Regions from separate parts of the Homo sapiens genome. Here region 1 is linked to region 2. The links are chromatin contacts, found by Hi-C or POLR2A ChIA-PET in ENCODE. All regions are on one chromosome and are shown on one strand. The core of a region is the stretch at or near the end of the contact, and the rest is flanking DNA. Distances in the headings are between cores, read along the strand shown. Region 1 overlaps KMT2D (lysine methyltransferase 2D). Region 2 has its middle 31 kb from the start of TUBA1C.

What was found. A loop is a pair of places that touch in the nucleus more often than their neighbours do. ChIA-PET counts read pairs that join two places held with the same protein, here RNA polymerase II (POLR2A). Pooled maps may share reads with other maps.
Region 1: a loop to region 2 is called in a pooled map, with 2.1 times the contacts of the local background. The contact joins two enhancer-like sites. A Hi-C loop is called at or near these places in 1 of 37 single-sample maps with no recorded cell type and 1 of 50 pooled maps. POLR2A ChIA-PET finds 5 or more read pairs at or near these places in 6 of 52 experiments (AG04450, CD4-positive, alpha-beta T cell, CD8-positive, alpha-beta T cell and 3 more).

Annotation. Positions count from the first base shown.
Region 1 is chr12:49,042,713-49,047,840 of GRCh38, forward strand. KMT2D (lysine methyltransferase 2D) reads right to left here. Exons shown (of 55, transcript NM_003482.4): 16 at 3,897-4,078; 17 at 3,548-3,712; 18 at 3,353-3,462; 19 at 3,208-3,255; 20 at 2,032-2,253; 21 at 1,691-1,810; 22 at 1,488-1,592; 23 at 1,156-1,286; 24 at 923-1,070; 25 at 651-716; 26 at 364-474; 27 at 29-166. Among named protein-coding and RNA genes, the nearest start is that of KMT2D, 16 kb to the right of the region's middle. Within about 2 kb of position 1,251, at least 2 of the 41 ENCODE cell types and tissues checked have a DNase peak (open chromatin) inside an H3K27ac peak, as active enhancers do.
Region 2 is chr12:49,231,344-49,237,556 of GRCh38, forward strand. It overlaps a transcript of TUBA1C not described here. Among named protein-coding and RNA genes, the nearest start is that of TUBA1C, 31 kb to the right of the region's middle. RefSeq lists a silencer at 3,134-3,423. Within about 2 kb of position 3,253, at least 36 of the 41 ENCODE cell types and tissues checked have a DNase peak (open chromatin) inside an H3K27ac peak, as active enhancers do.

The DNA.
Region 1 (5,128 bases), core at 1-2,500, 190 kb before region 2:
GTCTTCAGACCACTCCCACCTGTATTACCTTGAAGAAAGGGCCTCTGCAGTGGCGTACGGCTGCCTTCTAGGCCAGGGGTTCCACAACCCAGATGCTGTTCTCGTTCAGAGCCCAGAACATCCTTGAAGAGCTGCTGCAGGTCCTTGGATTCCATCTTGGGCAGTTCTGTGGGGGAATGAAGGACACTGTTGAGGAAGACTGGGAAGTTCAGGTGACACCACAGGTCTACAAATGATCATGGCCAGGAACAGTCCAGGACTCCCCACCAGAGAAGCTGTACAGATCACAGTCCCAAAGATAGGACCTCCTCCTTCTCCCATAGAAAACCCTTATACACAAAGAGGTACGGGTCACAGCCTCACCTTCTGTGGAAATCCTGTCTAAGTCAGAGCTAAGCATCCCTTCACCTGGGGTGCCTGGCTTCTCAGGGTCACTGGGCACTGGGGATGCCTTCACGCCCCCATCCTCAGGTCCTGTAAATGCCAGGAGAAACCCATGGGTCAAGGCCAGGATGGGTCATGGCCACTCTGAACCACAGAGGGCCATGGGACAGTTTCCAGCCTCCAACACTGACAATGCTCAGGGGCACAGCAGAGGGACAGAGGCAAGCAAGGCCAAGACAGGACACAGTAACCCCGGCAGCCCTCACCTGGTGTATCGGCTTTGCCCTCGAGGCCACGGGATTCTTCATCTGCAATATCTGGACCATCATCTCCTATGAGCAAGAGTCCCCCCTCCAATCAGAGATGTCCTACATCTGATGCCCAGAACAGGTCTCCAGTCCCACAGCCCTACAGGCCAGGACCCTTGACCCCACCCTTGACTCCTGGAGGCCAGTCCATTTCCCATCAAATAACTTGCCAGCTCCTAAGCCAGAAGAAAGTTGGATTCTCTCACACCACTCACTCCCACATAACTAACCTTTCTGCGATGTGGGGAGTTCCTTCCTTTCTGAGCCTCCATCTCCCTTGGCTTTTGGGGTCCCTAGTCCAAAGCTTGGCCGGCCCACCCCAACTGCAAAAAGGGCCTTACGGCTCAGGTCCAGCAGCTCCTTCCCAAAGAAGGCTTCCTGTGGGGCAGTCAAGGAGAAACAGTTTTCTTCATGCCCTGCAGGGCACAGACACCTCCCTCACTGCTTGGAGCCTGAGACCCACCTGCAAGTAAGCAGGGAACATGTCCTCCAGTTTGCTCTTCTTGCGCCCTCGCCGCTGTTGCTTCTTCTTCTCATCCCCTTCAGCTAAGCTCTGCTCCACGGCGCCCTCTGCAGGCAGGTCAGCAGGTATCACTGTGGACAGAACGGAAGTGTCAGACTCGGGTTGAGAGCATGCTGCTCCCAACTTGCAGGGTGACACTTTGTGCCTACTCTCTCCCACAACACCAGCTGGGTCTACCACCCTCTTGGCCCTTTCAATGAGTCCACCCCCTGGGTCTCTCTAGCATTGCCCCACCTTCTCCCAGGCCCCACTGGTGCCCTCACCCGTCTCACCCTCGTCGGGCTGCCCATCCCCACTCAACACCTCCGCCTGTGCAGCAGGCCCCTTTTTCGTGCGTGTGTGGGATTTCCGCTGTCGCACCATGAAACCACCAATGCCTATGAGGAGGCAGAGTTGTGGATGAGAAGCCGCTGGGGGACCTATTGAGCTGCCCCGCACCACCCCACCACCCCACAACCCCATCCCAGGACCTCACCAGGCCGATATGGTTTACGCTTGCGTTTTTTGCTTTCCTCGGTCTCCTCTTTGCCAGGCTCCACATCAGGGCTGACGGGGCCCTCCAGTTTAATTTCGCACTCCATGTGCTCCACACCACCTGCGTATGGTGACAGAAGAGATGGAGGCAAATCAGAACTATAGGCCCTTTTAACCTTGTCATCCTGCCACTGAGAGAGCTGAATACCTTGCCTCAGAGCCACTTAGACGAGACAGCAGTGCTTAAGGGTAACTGAGTGGCAATGTAGCCCCCACCCAACATCCCACTCCCAGAGTCACGCTCCCCCTACTCTGCCGCTCCCTAAGATTCCCCAAGCTAACCTTCACCCTTGAGCAGCTCATCGGTGTCCAGGTCCCCATCCTTCTTGTCATCAGGGCCAAGGGCATCTGAGGGCTCAGAACCCTCCAATCCTGCCTCGCCTGGGAGGCCAAGCCGTCCTCGCCGTTGGCGCCGCTTGTGCAGTGGTGACATGGTCAGGTTACGCAGCAAGGCCATGCCAGTTTCTGTCAGCCACACACCTTCGAAGCGAAAGTACTGGGGCTCTGCATAAGAGGAAAGAGTATGTGATCCCTGGATGGAAGCCCCAGGGAAACCAGAACTGCAAGTTTCAACCTATGTCCTTAGCTGAGACAAAGGCAGTGACAAAAGTCCAGCTTAGGGTCTAAATGCTGAGGAGAACAGGCCACCAAGGGGCACTGGCTGAGGCCCGAGTTCTCTGTCAGTGACCCAGGGAGATTCAGAGAGGAACTGTAACTCAGAAGCCTGCCTTTGCTCATGATTAACCCTAGGTTCACTAAATAGATTCTCTTGCTGTCTGGGGCTATGAGGGCCCCTACTTGCTGAATGCCAGCACACAGTGTCCTAGATGCCAGCAGCAGTGCCATATCACGATGGAGATGTCCCTGGCCCCTTTCACTTAGGAAAAAGAGTTATGTTCTCAGCCGGGCGCGGTGCTCATGCTTGTAATCCCAGCCCTTTGGGAGGCCGAGGCTGGCAGATCACGAGGTCCGGAGATCGAGACCATCCTGGCTAACACGGTGAAACCCCATCTCTACTAAAAAATACAAAAAATTAGCCGGGCGTGGTGGCGGGCACCTGTAGTCCCAGCTACTCAGGAGGCTGAGGCAGGAGAATGGCGTGAACCCGGGAGGCAAAGCTTGCAATGTGCCAAGCTTGTGCCACTGCACTCCAGCCTGGGCAACAGAGCAAGACTCCATCTCAAAAAAAAAAAAAAAAAAGAGATCTGAAGACGAAATCCTAGCAGTGAAGAGACCATGGTGCCTGATGAAAGGAACATTGCCCGGGAAGCTGGAGACCTTGGTTCTAGGCATAACTTTGCCACTAACTTACTAGGTGACCTTGGGCAGGCCACTTAACTTCTCTGGGTCTGAGTTTCCTCCTCTTAAAATAAGGAGATGAAGCTAGGGGGTTGGAGCTAGACTAGATGATGTCCGACGTCTGGTCTGGCTTTGGCATTCAAAATTTCTGTGACTCACCTGGCTCTTTCACCTTCATGGGCACCAGCTCTGGAGGTGCAACAGGCGCTATGGAGAGAAGGACAAACGGAGGTGGCTGAGGTCCTGTCCCAAAGCAAGGTACCCCTGCTCTGACTCCTCCCCCTACCCAGCAGCTGGTACTCACCCACAGGCTTTACCACGTAGGGCTGGCAGGAGACACAGTCAAAGCCTTCATCGGCTGCCTGCTCCACATCGTCCTCTGTGAAGAGGCTCTCACAGCCTGCATGCATCCACCTGGAGAACAGAGACTGGAGGAAATAAGCTCAGGCAATGCGAGGCTGGCAACAGGGCCAAAGTGAGGAGAAAGGGATGTTCTCACCGTTCACAGTGGCGGCACTGGATTAGTAGGTCCTCTTCTACGTAAGGAGCATGACAGATAGGGCAGGTCACCAGGCTGGCACAGGGCCCACAGTGTGTGTAACTATTCTGCCATTCACAGTGGAAGCCAGGGGAAGCAGCCCCACACTGCATACAGGACACACACCTGATAGGAGCAGGAAAACAGAGCTTTAGCACCCAACCTACCCGAAGTACCCAGAAGTCCCCTCACCGGAAACCCAAGCCACCAGCCTGGCCTCCTAAACCCAGCCTCTGTCACATACTCAACATCATATCCACTTTAACATCTCAAGGCCCCAGGGCTCCACTGAAGATCCCAGTCTCCTTACCACTTGCACTTCCAGCCGCCCTTGGGGACGGTGAGCAGTGGGGGGTCCAGGCAGTATGTGTGGTAGCTAATATCACAGTCATCACAGAGCAGCAGGCGTGAGGGGTCGGAGGCCTGGCCACACACCTCACACACAATACACTCCACACAACGCCAGCCCTTGAGCAGCATCACCTTGGTGATCTGGGGCAGAAGATGGGAACTTCTCAGGGTGTGAGGTGGAAAAGAGGTAGAACTTCTTTTTATTTTTTTTTGGAGATGGAGTTTTGCTCTTGTTCCCCAGGCTGGAGTGCAATGGCGCGATCTCGGCTCACTGCAACCTCTGCCTCTCAGGTACAAGTGATTCTCTTGTCTCAGCCTCCCAAGTAGCTGAGATTACAGGCACCTGCCACCACACCTGGCTAATTTTTTTGTATTTAGTAGAGTCAGAGTTTCACCATGTTAGTCAGGCTGGTCACCAACTCCTGACCTTAGGTGATCCACCCGCCTCACCCTCCCGAAGTAAAGTGCTGGGATTACAGGTGTGCGCCACCGTGCCCAGCCTAGGAGGTGGAACTTCTAAGGGTGAGGCTGGAGGCAGCCCAATGCAGAGACTAGGCCTCCATTTGAGCACACAGAGACTTAGGCAGAGCACCCTTGTCCCCAAAACAGTGACTCTAAACTTAGGCTCCCAATGATCTCTGCTGATCAGAGAAGAGCTGCACTAGCCACTGCCTCATTGTGAATAGAATAGCAATCTTTCCACTAGCCAAGCCCCTAAAAAGAGACTGTGGACCGAATTAGGTCCCCCAGTTTTTCCTTTTTTTTTTTTTTTTTTTTTTTTTGAGACGGATCTCACTCTGTTGCCCAGGCTGGAGTGGAGTACAGTGGCGTGATCTCGGCTCACTGCAACCTCCGCCTCCTGGGTTCAAGCAATTCTCCTGCCTCAGCCTCCCGAGTTGCTGAGATTACAGGCACGCGCTACCACACTCAGCTAATTTTTGTTATTTTTTAGAAGAGACGGGGTTTCACCATGTTGACCACGATGGTCCTGAACTCCTAATCTCAGGTGATCCACCCACCTAGGCCTCCCAAAGTGCTGGGATTACAGGTGGGAGCCACCATGCCCAGCCATGTTGTTATTTTTTACGATGGACTGAATTATACCAGCAAGTCAGGGCCTACCACAAAGAAACTATCAAGTCCACCGTTGAGTTCCAAAGTACTTTTCCCCAAGAAAAGTTTGATAACCAC
Region 2 (6,213 bases), core at 2,003-4,502:
AAAAATTTTTGTAGATATAGGATCTTGTGTTGCCCAGACTGGTCTCATACTCCTGGGCTCAAGCAATCCTCCCACCTCAGCCTCCCAAAGTGCTGGGATTACAGGTGTGAGCCAGCACTAATTTCTTTTTTAAGTATTCCGAGTGACCACTGCATGTGTAATACCTTGCTGGGCACTGTGCGAAATATAAAGGAAGTGCGAAACAGGGCTCTTGCCCTCAAAGTGCTTACAACTTTTAAATTTAATCTCCTTAACACTGGAGAGAACACGGCGTAGTATTGTGAACGTATGTGCCATGGCTATTTTTCTTTAAACTTCTGCTACTTAAAAAAAATAGATGATAGATAGATAGATAGACAGACAGACAGACAGACAGATAGATAGATAGATAGATGGAGTCTCGCTATGTTGACTAGGCTGGTCTCGAACTCCTGGCCTCAATTGATCCTCCCATCTCAGCCTCCTGAAGGGCTAGGATTACAGGCATGCACCACTGCGCCTGGCCTTCTGTTACTTTCAGAGGCATCCATAATTCTTGGACACCTGCTCATATGTTCTGTGTCTAGCTTCAGAATTATTGTAGAAGCTTGCCTGAACGTCACCTATAGAACCTGAGCCATTAGATCATCTATCCCTAAACGCTAATGCTGGGCTGATTTCCTGGCTGGGGGTGGCTCTCATTTCCTCCAGAGGGCCTGACAGAAGGAGGACAAGAGCTGATTGGGAGGAGCTGCCCTCAGGGCCACCCAACGCTTGCTTTCACAGTAACCTGCAGATAGTCCCTTGTTCTGGACACAACAGGAGTGGATATTTAGCAAGCAGATGAAATCCAAAGAGCAGAAACTGTCTGAAAGGGCCTGAGGATGCTGTGTGAAGGGAATGAAGCAACCTCATTTTTGCGGATAAATTCCCCGGAAATAAACCTATAGTATTTACAAAATGTCCACCTTGTCCTTCTCAGCACAGTAAGCTTTCTCTGACCCACAGAACCCATTTTCTGTTTGGATATGAACTCATTGCAGCCTGCCCAACATGAAATTCCAACTGGACATAAAAGGGCACTTCAGCTGTCAAGCCACGTGTGGATTTCGGTTTAAGAATCAGCCCAGGCAGCAGATGCTCCAAGTGCTTGGGGAGTGGCACGCCTATTCCTGATACAGAAGTCAGGCACCCTTTGTCTTGATCCCCCACTTAAATCAGGGATAGGCAATTCTGAATTTTTAAAAAGGCGCTATGTTAAATCCTTCTTATGAGAAAAAAATATCACTTATAATGTAGAAAGTTGAGGTTTCTCAGAGAGCTCTCCCTTTTACTGCTGAAGGGGCTTCTCAGCAGGCAAAGATATCTGCTCAGTAACTTATACTTCTGTGAAGAAGAGATTCCTAAGTGTAAGATGTATGACTTGTCGTTTTGGGGTTAAGTACAATCCCAAACACTCTGTCTCCACCACCTTTTTTCTGGAGGTGTTCTTTTTATTTTATTTTTTCAAAGTGGGGCACATTTCAGAAATTTTTGCTGGGAAACTCAGAATACAAACTTAACGGCATGTTAAAATTCTAAAAATAGTTTGACCCTGCATTTCACAGAGTTCAGGGCTTCAAAACTGTGCTGTCCAAACATGATTGGTGATTAATTGATTTTGACCCCCTGCAAGAAGTGAAAGCAGCTGGTTTACGAGACTTGAGAGACAGCCGATTTTCCAAGGGAGAACAAAGAAAAAGTGGCCACCCCTCCCCGCTGGGAGCGCGCTTTGCTTTGTCTGAGCGGACTCTCTCCAGGGACTGCCGCCGGGGAGGCTCAAAGCTGTGTCCTTGCGATTAGTTTGGTACACTTGGTTCAGCAGCCTGGGGAATGTGGGGAGATGTGTGCCTGCACAGTATCAACGTTATCAGCTGCCCTGTTCATGTCGCCTCTCCCTGAAGGACACTTTCATAACACAGTAACACTTAGGAGAAGGTTCCCCTCCTTTACTTCTGTTTCTCTGCTGATAAACAAATGTCAGGCATCTTCCTGGATCCGGGCCCTGATTCACTAAGTTACTGTATATCCATTGCCCTTTTTTGTCCTCCAAACACTGAGCTCTCAGTGCTCTTCTGGCTGGATCCAGATTGTGAAGATTACAGCCCCACTGGTTCCTTTCAGGACTTGGGGGCCCAACATTCCATCTCCAGGGCCTCAAGGAGCCTTCCATTCCTGATGGGTTCCCAATTACCGTGTTTCTGGTGCTACCAGACAAAAGAGAAGGCCCTGTTTTGACCCAGAGCCCTATAGCTGTGCCCTGATGGGAGATGGGAATTTTGATGTCTGACAACCTGATCAACAGCGTGACTCCTAGACCGAGTGAACCGTGGTCCGTCCACGAGCCTTCATCACTAGAGGAAAAACGGAGATGAATGATTATGACGCTTGAAGCAACGAACCTCTGCAAGTAGGAGGGTCCGGAAGGTTATTCCGGAATCACTGGGCAAGGTGAAGGGCAGGGCTGCGTAAGCGAAAGCGTCTGCTCAGTGCAGGGCAGCATAAACTCTGCAACATAAAAAGAGGGAAGCTGAGCTCTGGCATCATCTTGCGGGTTGCAGTTCCCGGCAACAGGGCTGGCTCCAGAGCAGAAGCGCAACCCGTCATCTTCCTGCGGGCCGCAGCCATAGGTGGAGAAAGGTGGTACCACAAGGCTCTCCCACTGGATGACGGTGACGCGCAATAAGCAGATGATTGCAGAGGCTCCTGTCAAATGGGTGCAGAGAAAAGGGAAGTGGGGAGAGGAGGAGGGACCTAGAAATGGCACTGCAACGATCCTGGAATAAAAACGAGGGGCCACAGTCAGAAATGACAAACGCCTCCACCTTGAAACGCAACCCCTAGCCCATTTATCCAATTTGCCTCTGATAACTGCTTTTAATATGTTGTAAATCCCATTAAAGCAGGAGAGAATAAATGAAAGCAGTCCCCTACCAGGTTCTAATTTTCATTCTCCTTTAGCATTGTCTTAAATAACAAGGACACCCTAAAAATCAAGTCCACCCTGTTTAGCTGTGGCAAGCGCTAAAAACCGTTAAGTTCGTTGAAACACTACTCTCCAAACCAGAGTAGGCTTCCAGGTTTCTCTGCAGAGCAGAAAGGAGGCTGTGGTTGTGTCCATGACTTTGCTTCCTTGGTTAGTACGGTGACGTGCAGCGCCAGGGCCTGGGCCTGGGCTCGGGCTCCCACCCGCGTGGCGCCGCAGTCCTGGCGAGCCCCGAGCGCTCTGTCCCCGGTGACCAGCAGGCGGCGCTATCTCCAGGCCGCAGCCGCCGCCCCGCCCGCCACGAAGGCCACTTCCGCCGCGGCCCGGCGAGCGCGCCCCCGCCACGCCCTGCTGTTTAGAAGCGGCCTTTCTTCACATATCGCTGTCCGCGAAAGTTTCTGAACTCTTGTGACAATTAATGCTGTTTGAAAACCTCCCTCTTGGGTCTTTTGGAAGAGTGGACATCCTAAAAAAAATTTTCTTTTTGGAGACGGAGTATTGCTTTTGTTGCCCAGGCTGGAGTGCACTGGCGCGATCTCGGCTCACTGCAACCTCCGCCTCCCAGATTCAAGCGATTCTCCTGCCTCAGACTCCCGAGTATTTGGGATTACAGGCACCCGCCACCACGCCCATCTGATTTTTGTATTTTTAGTAGAGACGGGGTTTCACCATGTTGGTCAGGCTGGTCTCGAATTCCTGTCCTCGTGATCCGCCCGCCTCGGCCTCCCAAAGTGCTGGGATTACAGGCGTGAGCGACTGCGCCCGGCCAAAAAAAAAAAAAAAATTAATTTGGGATTGCGTAATCAAAAAGTCTTTTAGACATCTCAAATGCATTGCAACTTATTCGAATAAAAAGGGCTCCTGACACGGACAAAAAGGCAGTATAGGTTGAAAATTAGAATGCTTAAAAAAAAAAAAAATTCCCCTTCCTGTTAGTTCCAGATTTTTCTGCAAGCTTGGAGGACAGCTCGCGAAAATTCAGCTGGGGCGCCATCTGCTGGACGCGCCGCGCCGCTGCAAGGCCCTTTCCGGAAAGGTGTCGGGGTTGCAGGTCAGCGCCCCATTTTTTGTCCAGGAGAGACTCGCTGGCACCTTGGCTGGACCAGGCTGGGCGCAGTGGCTCACACCTGTAATCCCAACACTTTGGGAGGCCGAGGCAGGTGGATCACCTGAGGTCAGGAGTTTGAGACCAGTCTGGCCAACATGGTGAAACCCCGTCTCTACTAAAAATACAAAGAGTAGCTGGGCCTGGTGGTGCGCGCCTGTAATTCCAGCTACTCGGGAGGCTGAGGCAGAATTGCTTGAACCTGGCAGGCGAAAGTTACAGTTCGCCTGGGAGGCGAAAGTTGCACTCCAGCCTGGGTGACAGGGTGAGACTCGGTCTCAAAAAAAAAAAAAAAAAAATCTTACATAGTTTTTAAAAAATAAAAAGAGACCAGGCTGACTCTCTGCAAGAAAGTGGCCTGTGTTGAGGAGCCCTCGGGCCTCAATGAGTCGTCATTTGTTACATTGCTGGTCTCTGAGGAAAACCTGAGGCTCAACTCATTTAATTTCCTCCACCGGCCCACGGGCACAGGGCTACAAACTAAAACTATGCTTTCCATCAGTGCACACAGCGGGTTTCAGGGACAGAAATCACAATGTGCTTATTCTGAATGCTTCTGATTTTGCTGAATGGGAGGAGTTTCCAAGGTGAAGAGGGTGACAGAAATGAAATTAATCTGGGAGTAGGGAGATGTTAAAATGTGGCCTTGCCACGGTTTGATATAAGATCATGAAGCCCTGCCAACATTTTCCAAACTCCTCAGTCAGTTCTGATTCAGTTGAAGATTTTTCTATTTAGAAGACTTCAGGCCCTTTTCACATGAGGGTCTAAATGCATTAGCAAACACATTTATACATATACTTCAGCATGAGCCTGCATTCCCCGGTATTGCACTTTGTTAAAGTCCATAATCAGAAAACGTTGGGAGAACTGGTAGAAAGCAGAATATTAGAGCAGATTGCAGTTGGCCCACCCACCCGGAAAAATATGGTATGAGGGATAGAAAGCATTTGTAATGGAAACATGTTATCAAGCATAGTTCTGACCCGGCAAACCTTGATAGTTACTTTCCAACAAAACTGAATGTTGTATTCAGAGATGAGCTTATGATGATTTTCCTGAAAGAGATGAAGTAGCTTTATCAACAGTATAGCCTACTGAAGCCTCACTGATTATGTAGTCCTTGGGGTCCATGTCATGTGACTTCCATATAAGTCATGTGTCATTTAATGACTGATACTTTCTGAGAAATGCATCCTTAGGCAATTTCATCACTGTGCAAACATAGAGTGCACATACACAAACCTAGGTGGTAGTGTCTTCTACACTCCTAGGCTATATAACACAGCCTATTGCTCCTAGGCTTCAAAACTATATAGCATGTAACTGTACTGAATACTGTAGGCAATTATAACACCATGATAAGTATTCCTGTATCTAAACATAGCTAAACAGAAAAGGAACAGTATTTGATACAGTCCGGATTATGATATTATAATCTTACGGAACCACCATCATTAATGAGGTCCACCATTGACTGAAACATCATTATGCAAAGCATGACTGTATAGTCAATATGTTATAAGGACATCCTTTGGTACTTCAATAACTAAGCCCTCGTGAATGAGACCTGCTGATTCTACCATGATACTGATCATAGAGAAAATGTTAACTTTCTATATGGGTGCTTGAAGAAGATACTCAGACAACTAACAAAACGAGATGAGAAATAAGATAAAAATCCGGGCCAGGCATCGTGGCTCACACCTGTAGTCCCAACACTTTGGGAGGCTGAGGCAGGTGGATCATCTGAGGCCAGGAGTTCAAGACCAGCCTGACCAACATGGAGAAACCCCATCTCTACTAAAAATACAAAATTAGCCGGGAGTGGTGGCGCGTACCTGTAATCCCAGCTACTCGGGAGGCTGAGGCAGGAGAATTGCTTGAACCTGGGAGCGGAGGTTGCGGTGAGCCGAGATCGTGCCATTGCCCTCCAGCCTGGGCAATGAGTGAAACTCCGTCTCAAAAAAAAAAGGAAAAAAGAAAAATAAGATAAAAATCTACCCTGGGCTGGATGTGGTGGCTCACACCTGTAATCCCAACACTTTGGGAGGCTGAGGCAGGAGGATCACTTGAGCCCAGGAGTTCAAGACCAGCCTGGGCA